Linked DNA regions of Homo sapiens: region 2 is linked to region 1. A link is an interaction called in ENCODE POLR2A ChIA-PET data of the cell type or tissue named here. Cell type or tissue: HepG2. All regions are shown on one strand. Links, peaks and the distances in the headings refer to the core of each region. The heading gives the core; the rest is flanking DNA.

What was found. ChIA-PET counts read pairs that join two places held together with the same protein. Peaks named below come from ENCODE experiments on the same cell type or tissue, not always from the same donor. Only the 100,000 strongest peaks of a DNase experiment are listed, where the experiment ranks them.
Region 2: POLR2A ChIA-PET joins it to region 1 with 5 read pairs; 14 of 35 experiments call an interaction of 5 or more read pairs at or near these places.

What each region holds. Positions count from the first base shown.
Region 1 is chr3:30,344,934-30,350,320 of GRCh38, forward strand. It overlaps a transcript of LOC101927995 not described here. Among named protein-coding and RNA genes, the nearest start is that of LINC01985, 170 kb to the right of the region's middle. RefSeq lists an enhancer at 4,600-4,744 and a cis regulatory region at 4,664-4,681. In HepG2, for the core only: no CTCF peak of the experiment used is centred there; DNase peaks (open chromatin) are centred at 2,878, 3,138 and 4,778.
Region 2 is chr3:30,611,124-30,616,510 of GRCh38, forward strand. All of the region lies in intron 1 of TGFBR2 (transforming growth factor beta receptor 2), which reads left to right. Among named protein-coding and RNA genes, the nearest start is that of TGFBR2, 7.2 kb to the left of the region's middle. In HepG2, for the core only: no CTCF peak of the experiment used is centred there; DNase peaks (open chromatin) are centred at 973 and 2,381; H3K4me3 peaks cover 3,833 bases.

The DNA of each region.
Region 1 (5,387 bases), core at 149-5,148:
CACACACATTATATTGAGCTTGAAAATCCAGAAAAAAAGAGTACTTACTGTTTGATTCTACCTATATGAAAGTTCAAGAATAGGCAGACTCATTTATGGAATAAAAATCAGAATAGTGGTCGACTATGGAGGTGGGGGCATAGACTGGAAAGACATTCAAGGGAACATTCTAGGGTGATGGTAATGCTCTATATCTTAACTGGGGTGTTACTCTTCAAATTATATATAATATATATATATATATATATACACACACACATATACACAACACATATACACATGTATGTGTATATATTTATATATCTTATTAGTACATACGCTAATCACACTCAACTCTTAAGAATATTGTATGCAATTACATCTTGTTTAAAAATTACTACCAAAATAACACATATCTACTCCCTAAAGTAAAGTCTCAAGATAGCTCAGAGGTTCCAGTGCTATTAAGAAAGAGAGTGTTCATTTGGTCCCTGGGAAATGATAGTAAAAGTTCCCATCCTTTTATAAGCAGTTCTAATGTGTCAGGCACTATGTTAGTTAATTGCTTTTCATAATTCACATCACTGAATTCTATCAACAACTCTATGAAGATTGAATTATCATTATTCTGATTTTATCACTGATGATGCTGATGCCAGAGAGATTGGTTGTTTTGTCCAGTATCACTGTCTAGTAGTTACAGTGTTGGTCATCAGGCCTGGTGTCTTTGTTGAACTCCAGAGTTTCCTTGCTTCAACCTCAGGCCAAGGCTGTTTACCCAGTAACATCATCAGAGCTCTTCATGACTTCTAAGATGGCGAAAGCAAGAAGAGGAAACTGTTAGAGAAAAATTACTAAAAAGTAAACCAAGAGATGAAGTAAAGGGCAGAGGTAGAAAAGAATGATATTGATTTCCTGGGACAGAGACTTATAAAATGTATTCTCTTCAATGAGGGCCCAGAAGTATTTAATTACTGTCAGCCTGAAACTACAATTATCAAACAAATTCTCTCTCCTGCTTCCCACATTATAATAAATAACCTATCTTGCCAATCTAGATTGCTAGAGATTTTTTTATTATCATTTAGAAGGAAGTCAATTCAGATAGGAGATAGGTTTCTATTCAGAAGGTCATAGATCACTTACAGCATATTCAGCTCAATGGGTCACCATTATTTTACCCTGATTAGTTGTAATTATAGTTTTACTCTGCCCAAGATGTTTCACAAAAAAAAAAAAAAAATCCCTAAAATCTTTGGTTAGTATTTTACTTCAGTTCATACAAATAAAATCAAGGGAGGTTCACTTTTTTTTTTTCAAAGTAGGTCAAATTTTTCCTGAAGAATAGAACACAGGAAAATTCCAAATAAAGAAATATCTTCACCATTTCCTTTACTTTGTCTCACTCCATATTTCCTGAATCAGCTTCATTGTGAATGACTCAGTAAGAAACTTAACAGGCAGGCATACTACTTAAACCAGCCCTGGCTTGTTCAGTATTGTGTAAGTTAATGGTAATTTTTAGGCATACAACTGGGCTCCAAACTTCTTTAAGGAAGAGATTATAACTAGGATGCTACAGTGGGAGCATACATTTGTAATGATTTTAAGAATATATTTTCAAAGGGTTTGAATTTTATGGTTAGGTTGGAATAGGGATTATTGCCATTCTCCATCTTTCTTTGCCTTCTCATCCACATTCCCTGTTTTGTATGCACAAATCAAGTACTTGCACACACACACACACACACACAGAGTGTCAAGTACTTGCGCGCGTGCGCGCACACACACACACACACACACACACACACACACACACAGAGTGTTCTGAAAAATTCAATATCCTTAGGGACAATTGGACAGTATTAGAAGATTTGGCTGTCCCCCTCCATGTGCAGTGTTAAGCCGACAGTTTATGCCTGCAGGTGGCTGCTTGCAAATGCAATTAGGCTCTGCACCCATTGGGAGGGCTCATTGCACTTAATTAGCTGGTCCAAGACTGTATTAATATTAGTAATTTTCCACCTGCAAGAAAAATGGACAGCTTAAGTCAGAGGAAATAAAATATAGGGCCAGGTGCATAGGCCATGGTAGCCAATGAATGCTATTTAGTAAAGAGAAGTATTGAAGCCTGAGCCCATTATGTTAAGATGTAGTTTGATTATCCTGGGTTTCTTAACAGGGATTTTTCTCAACAGGAAAAGAAAACCCATTTCCTGCTTGGAACTTTTGAAAAATACAGTGCTTAGTCTTTTCAAAGTAAGGTTTTGCAGTTTAGTGGAAGCAACATTGGCTTTGGAGTAGAACTGACCTATGTTCCTATTATGTCTTGACAATATTAGCCCATTGATAAATAGTGGAGTCAGGATCTGAACAAGGATTGCTGAATACTAGTTTCATGTTTTTTCCTCATAAATTCAGGATCCAGGACACAAAATGAAAGGATATTATAGGAAATTAAAAATTGAGGCCTTAGCGACATTCAATCTGAGATAACCTTCTAGAAAATGCAGCCTTAGAAAAGCAGGTTATGTTATTTTGAAATAACATCTTAGAAAATCTTGCTGGGATTGTGATGTACCTTAAAACATCATTCTTGGCATAACAGAAAGGGTGTTCATTAGGATTTGTAGATTGTTGAAACTGTATGTTTCTTTAGTTGGAAAATAAAACTTGAAATAAAAATCACTGGAATGTTAAAGTGATTTCTGATGTAAATCAGAAGAAAAAACAACAGAAGGCTTTGAAGGAAAGAGCTGGGGCACGAATTTTATTCTTATGGCATAGAAACAAGCTGGGGAAAAAGGGGCCCCAGTGATAAAGATCATGGAGAGGATGCGTGAGGACCAATTGACTCATTCTAGCACACAACCACATCCAGGAAACATGAATGTCCTAGATGACAAATGAGGAGTCATACTTGAACCAGAGCAAATTTCAGATCTGTCTATGTTAGAACAACAGCCATCTATTGCTCTGTTAAGGCACCACAGTGTAAAATGTCTAAGAGTTCAGTCTCCAGATTAAAATTGCCTGGCTTTGAATTCTTTTTCCACCACCTACTAGACAAATCTTTTGCAAGTCACCTGACCCCTTGAAGCCTCAAGTAGACTTAATTACAGTATCCCCCTTGCTTGGGAAGGTTAAATGGGAAAATCCCCACAAAGTGTTTGGTGAAGAGTAGTTGCTTAATATTTGTTTGCTCTGAGTATTAGATCATGGACATCAGATTATCCTGTGTTTTGATGTATAGCTTAACAGGCAAACACATTCCTAAGTGGTGTTCTAGCAATGTTCTTAAAAAAAAATGATCATGAAGAAATAACTATAAAAACAAAAACAAGAGCTCTTGGTCCAAACAATGCTGATATGGTTCCTTTAGACAAGCTTATTTATCTGTCTCCTTTCTACTTATCTTTCACGGCTCAACTCATCTCAGTATAACCTTGATAAAGCTTCTTTCAATTCTGTAATCAATTAATTAATTCCTTCTTTCTCTAAGCTCCCAAAACATATTATGTTTGGCCCTACTTTAAACAGTTAATTCTTTCTACTTGCATCTTTGGTTAATTGCATCACTCTCTCACCTGCTAACTTAGGAAATTCTTAAGGACTCATCTCTAATTCCAAATAGAATCTAATACTTTTAACATAGTAAATTAATTCTATAAATGCCTATTTAATTAACACTGAGAACATAAAATGTTTTTGTGGACAATAAGACACTAAACACACACATGTGCAGACAAACACACAACTGATTGTGGTTCACAAATATTGTCTCAAAAGTGAAAATGAACATATAATCTCACTTTACAATGCAATGTTTGGAGGGAAATGAAACAGTACATTATTATAATCAGTGAAAGATCAAGAGCTAGCCCAACCTTCTCCTCAACTAACTGCTCAGAAAAGACCAAGGAAGGAAAAAAGACCAATAGTCATGCATATAGAATTCTGTTATTAAGAGAAAATTCTGATAGCTTTTGTTGCCTTCTGTTAGAAATCGAAGGGAAGATAGGAATCCACCTGACAAAGACACTTGTAACACAGAGTTAATGACAAATTTTCTTGCAATTACAAATATATTTTTAAGGGCTCTTTTTTTCTTAAATAGGCTTTGTCAGAATCCAATGGACCTAGCTTAGGAACCCCCAAAACAAATAATTTCTGTGCAGAGATAATTTTGAGTTTTAGTTGCATTCAAGTGCTTAATAAAGTTTACGATAAAACCCTGAGCTCCTTAACTAATCCATATTGCATGCGGGGTGGAGGAGAGAACTGCCTATACAGGCAAGTCTTTCTTATACTGCTAGCAGTATAGGATCAAGGAAGCTGCACAAACAAGAAATTTGGGATTTAGGTCAAGATATTGGAAAAAACTTAAAATTATTTCTTTTCGTCTTTCTATCTGTATCTATCTGTTCGTATTTGTCTCTCTCTGTCTCTTTTTCATACACACACATACTCAAATGCCATATTTTAGTGCATAGAGTGATTCAAAATGCACTACCAATAATCACCAAAATATCCCCTTCTCTTGCAATAATCTAAGAATAATCTAGGAATCTAGATTATTTTTTTAAAGCCAGTATTTGGGTCCAGAAGATATTCTCTTTATAGTCTTGAGAAGCACAATAATCAATTCCTTTAAGAGAGAAAAATGTGTTTTTTTCCAAACATATTGCACGGAAAAGATAAGGCAGCTTCTCCCTAGGGAGATGGGAAGAACAAACAGTGTTGTCAACACAGGAAGGCTGCTGTAGAGGTGGACACATCCCCCTGCCACCCTGATTAGAGGAAGCCAGGAAGTAAGGGCGGTTTACTTGGAAACTACAATGAGAACCATGCTGCAGCCCCAAGTGGGGAAGGGGAGAAGCAACCTAATCCGGGGAAGGCTGTGATTCCAACATGGCATTTTCCTTCCATCCTCCACAGCATGTCTTTCTGAATCTGTGTCTGCAATGCCAGGGAAGAGCCATCAGGCCTGTGCTCCCCAAAACAGAGCTGAAGAGTGGACCTCAGGAACCTGGTAAAGATTTAGAATGAGAGAAAAAAACTATAGAACTATGAATTCAGACTGACTCTAGGGTAAAAAAAATGAGTTTGTATGGTAGATTTGCACTGTGCAAATTTAGCTAAGCAGGAGCTATGTTTCCCAGGATCCCTGTCTCTGCATAATTTCAGGTTAGCGTGGGCCACCAGAAACACACATGATGGGATTTGGAAGGCTGAAGTTAAGCGTCAATCACATTCCTTTAAAGCACTGAAGATCGGTGCAGGCAAAAGTGCAGAGCACAGGCACCACTGCAGCTCACCAAGTGATTTCTGCTCTCTGGCTCACATTATTGACATTGAGCAGAAGCCGGGCATGCAGCTTCATCAGCTCTCACCAGATTTGCTTCCTT
Region 2 (5,387 bases), core at 121-5,120, 270 kb after region 1:
TTGCCCATTATACCTTTAATCCTCTCAATCTTATTCAGTTTTCTATCTCTGGGATCTCTGGCAGTGCCTGACACATCATTTAGCACCCAGGAAGTGCTGAGCTGAGCCTCCACTTCATCCTACTGTATCTAATGCAACTGAGGTCGAGCATTTAACTAAGCAGTCACTGTTTGTTAGGTGTTTGGTCCAAATAGTAAAATCTTTACTTTCAGTTAGAATAGTTTTAGTTCTGATCACAATAAGTAATTTGACTGTTTTTGAAGTATGGAATTGGTTCTTGTATTCTCATGAAATATGGAAAAAGATGTTTCAACTTCTGACAAACATGATGGAAAGCTGCTAGAAGTTTTCATGCAATTCCTTTAGCCATAAATTTTGAATCAGTGTAGGGCCTTGAAAGCCACTGCAAAATTTTAAATAAAGTCACCAGAGGAATTATCCAGTAGATACTGATTCCTCTTTTTTTTTTTTTTCATAGAAGGGTGTCGGAAAGAGAATTTTATTACGAATGAAGTGCTAAAATCTAAATTTATTTTTTAAGTTTCTTTTTTCATTGGGTTTTATGTTTTGGTTTATAAGGGTGAAGCAGCGTTGGTTGAAGGGAAGTGTGGTCTTGTAGCCACCACTGCCTACTCTAGAGTAGCGTGGATATTATTTAGGTCTGATGCAAACCACCAAAGCAGTTTTAAATAGGGTGCAGGGGAAACATACTTCCTGGCTACAGCATGGCATTATTTGGCCAAGTTCCACATAAAAGCATAACTCTGTTACCTTGTTAGCTTCTACCCTCCAGGTCCTTATGTACAACTTCAGCAGATTTAAGTTATGATTTTCAGTAGAACAGATATGCATTCGCAGCAAGAATGCTCACCGCTTCTTTTGCACTCTCTACTTTCCTGGTAATATTTTGCTCCACAGGTACTTGTTGCTTGTGACTGAGGCAAGATAATGACTCATACTTCTTTGCTTGGCATGCCAAAGGGTTTGGAATGCTGGACAGGCAAATTGTCTCATCTCAGGGAGAAGGAAGAGAAAGACAATTAACATTTGAGAACCTACCCTGAGACAGCCACTTGATATTATGTATCTCATTTAATCCTAGGAAGAAATCTCCAAGATAAGTTTTATTATCTTTATTTTATGGATGGAAAGATGGATCCTGCTCAGGGTCTCTCTGGAGTTTTGCCTGGGTGCATGTATGAGTGTGTGGCCCAAGCTTCTTGTGCTTGCATGCTGCTAGGTTCTTTCGTGTGGTCTCTATGTGTGTATGCGTGTGTTGGGAGGGAGGCTGAAGAGGGGTGAATGGATATCAGATTTGAGAGAGGGGAAGCTTACCATCTAATGTCATCAGTTCAGTGCTCCTGATTTAATTGATTTGGTTTGCTTGCATTATCTGCCTCCTTCCTGACTACATTTGTACCACAGAAAATCAAGATAAGGCAGAGTTTCTTTGCATAAGGAAACTCTACAGCCCACAGTTTGACAATGGTGTCTTAGTGGTAGGACTCATGGTGGGTGACCTGTGGTTTGGCCACTTATAGCAGTTGGACATACCCCATTTGCAAAGATGTGTATTGTAAACCCCAAATTTTGAGTGTGTAGGACAATCATTTGTGTACAATCGTGTACAACTGCTGATGAGGGCAAGAAGAGCCGACTTTATCCAACATAACAAAGAAGAAGGGGACAGTTTGACTTTTGAAGGGGACAATTTGAAAACTTATAGGAGGTTAAGATTCTCTTCCTCACCCATTACATCAGGAGTACTTCTGCCTTTTACTTGCCACAGTCAGCTTTCTAGGTCTTAGCACCCAACAAGTAGCAACTATCCTCTTGGGTGTAGTCAGTTTAGTCTACTTATGGCCTCCTGCTTAGACTCTTAAGGGTTCCCTAGCATCTGTGTTTTGTTTGTAGGTTTGAAGCTATCATTATTAGATGAGATTTAGCTTCAGGGCCCGTACCTATGACTGGGGAGATTCTATCTGGGAAAGGTCAAGACATGCAGCTCTTTTTTTTTTTTTTTTTTCTTCTCTTTTCTGAGGGAATATTTTCCTCCAATTTTTTTCAGCTCTACAACTAAAATATAGACCTAGTATATGAACACAACTGGCCTCTGTCCTGGGCCTTAGATGGTACTCTGCTGTCATTCTTCTCTGGTCAGAGCCATGCCTATGGGGTGAGGTGACTTTTGGGCCTTCCAGTCTTACTCTCTTTTCATTTTTAGACCATGATTTGGTTATGTGGGAACCCACATTCGCTGTCCAGAAGGCCCTGAACTGGTATCTGCAGTTTGCATGGATCCTTGAAGCCATCTTCCTGAAGGCTGTCATTGCTACTGGTTGTGCAATCTCTGCACGAGGGTTGTTTAAGGGATAGCTCTGTGTGTGTGTGTGTCTGTATGTGAGAGAGAGAGAGAGAGAGAGAGAGAAAGAGAGAGAGAGACAGAGAGCGAGCTTGGGTGTCCACATATCACAAGGCCCCTCTTGATGTAGGATGGAGCAGGCAGGGGGGAGGAAGGCAAATTGATTACCAGGGCTCAGGATGATGTCTCTCTTTAAACCACCCATTTCTGTGGAAGGACTATGAACATTGTAGGAGTTCTAAAGTTGTACCTGGTCTTCCAAGACATTGAAAAGATATATTTGTCAGTCTAGGTAGAAGGATAACACCTATTTTATTGAGCAGTTTGCTAGCTTGATTTGTAACTTTAAATGTTTTGACTTATGGTACATGGGCCTCTATTTGCTCACTTGCCTTGGGCCTTCCCATGTTGGGGGTGGATCTGCAGCAGCAACATTCCTTTGCAGAGATGTTGGGTAGAAATAAGTTTTGGTTAATTGTACCATTTTTTCCCTGGAATAGACAACATTGAACATTAAAGAAAAAATGAGTTACTTTGTAGACATAGTGCTCTATTTCCTTTGGGAAATGTAGTTTTTCTTAGTTTGCGTTGTCCTGAAGTGAACTTTAGCTCTATACTTTTTTTCTTTCCTTTTTTTTTTTTTTTTTTTAGATTTCCTAGTGCCCTAGTTGCATTTCTTCTGTGTATTGAGAGACCACCAGGCGGGCAAGGTGAAGTTTATCTGAATGTTTTTTCCTCCTATTGTAAATATTTTATTTGAACCAAAAAAAGGCTTGGTTCTTCTCAAGCCTCTTTAAAGAAAACAAGGAAAAAGGCTTCTCAGTGCTTTAGAAGATATAAGATTGTCAAAACTTCATTTTAGAGAACTAGGGATTTGGTTGAACCAACATGAATGCCTTTGAAAGAAGATATGGGTTGGGTGCATATTTTCAGTATATGCTGCAGCAGCTCTTTATTAAAGTATAAATCATTACGAAGTCTTCATTTCCTATGGGGCGATAACACTGCTGCTTTGTGGATGACTACCTGTCACGCCCAAATCCTGCAAACTTTTCTACATAGGGAAATGAAATTGGGCTTATTTCCCCTGTAGCTTTTCTCAAGAGACTTCATGGACTAATTTCCCAATAATCATAGTAGCTACCACTTATTGAGGTCTTGCTACTGCACGGATCATGCTGAGTACTTCAGGTGTATTAACCCTCAAAACAACTTTAGAAGGTAGGTTATATTATGCTTATTATAAATCCTCCAGAGTCAATAAATTTGCCTAAGTCCACCTAGTTAGAAAATGATTAGGCTGGGGTTGGAACCAAGATGGTCTGGTTTGGGGATCTAGATTCCTAATTGTTATACTGTACTGAGACTAGTCTGCCTTAATTGACATAAACTACTTGTCCATTATAGCATGGGTGTTGGAAGACTAGAGGTTAAGAGAAATAATAATATCCAACATTTTTCTAGTGTTTTAGCATTCTTCATATATTATCCCATTGCATTTTCTTAGTGTAATAAAATAACACTCGGTTTATACACCAGGTAGTCAAACATCATGCCTGTCTTGTGATCTCAATGGAAAAATGAAGTGTATACCTCAAGTGATACAGTCTTGGCTGAATCATGGAACAATTATGCCATCAGGAAGTTTAGGTATTCTGAGTAAAACAGGCACTTTATTTGAAAGGACTGGGAGACTTCACAGATGCATCAAATATGTTGAGGATATAAATGCCAGGCTCAGGTGGATTTACTGTGAAGTGCTTGAACTTAACCTTCAAGGCTACCTATACCCTGGTATAGGTCCATCTCCTGGCTCTAGGAGAGGCCCTGGCAATGTGGTTAACAAGTGTCATCAAGTCAAATACTACGAAATCTTGCAGTGCCCTGAATCTTACAGCTCACATATAAAAGAAACCTGATAAAAGTTTTCCAAATTTGAAGTCAATCCAAAAAATTTATATGACATTACCTGTAATGAATTATGAAGCTGAAAGGAACTTTTCCAAATTATTCAAGAATAAATTACAAATTCTGATCTACATTTCTAAAGGGAAGACTGAATTATTTTTCTATTCTCTCAATAGAGAATATTGCAAAATGTTATTGGAAGAGATGATCAAAGAGTGTGCAACCAAAAAATATAGGAGAATTATTTCAGAGGTATGGCAATCAGTTAATAAAAATATTTGTTTTTTAAACACTTCATATTTGTAGTATTTATAGCTTTTAAAAATTTGTTGTTTGTATGATACTATTTAAAATTTTTTTTCCAGAGATGAGATCTCATTCTGTCACTCAGTCTGGAAAGCAGTTGCATAATCATAACTCACTGCAGCCTTGGAGTCCTAGGTTCAAGCAGTCCTCTAGAGTAGCTCGGACTAAAGGCATGCACCACCAAGACCGGCCAGTTTTTTGTTTTTTGTTGTTTTTTAATTTTTGTAGAGATGGTGTCTTACTATGTACCAAGTCTGGTCTTGAACACTGGGGCTCAGAGGAACCTGTCCACCTCTGCCTCCCAAAGTGTTAGGATTACAGGTGTAAGCCACTGCACCCGGCCTGTATGCCATTTTAATTCTAAATAAATATTCACTTTATTCTTAATTTTATATTCACTTTATTCTTAATTTTGTATTCTTCTTCTTAAAGAGTGCCCCTGAAATTTACAAGCTTCAGATTCCAAAGACCTGAGTCTTTGACTAATGGTAGGATTTGTTTGTTGGTTTAGAAAATAAATGTTAAAAAATGCCTCTTCCTCCTTCCCCCCATTGCAAACAGAGACTGAAATCTGCATTGTTATTTCACAAAACCAAAATATTTTTCCTCCAGGTTTAGCTAAACCCTTCATCATTTTCCTACTTTAGAGCCCCATGCCAAGTAGAAAAGAAGTTGCAAAGATGTAATTATCACAAACCTTCATCTTGGATGAAAGATAACCTAGCTCTGACCCTTAGTTTGAGATTAGAAGGACTCTACCTAGGAGACAGCTGGTAAAGACTAAGGTATGTTGTACCAGGAATCTAGGTGT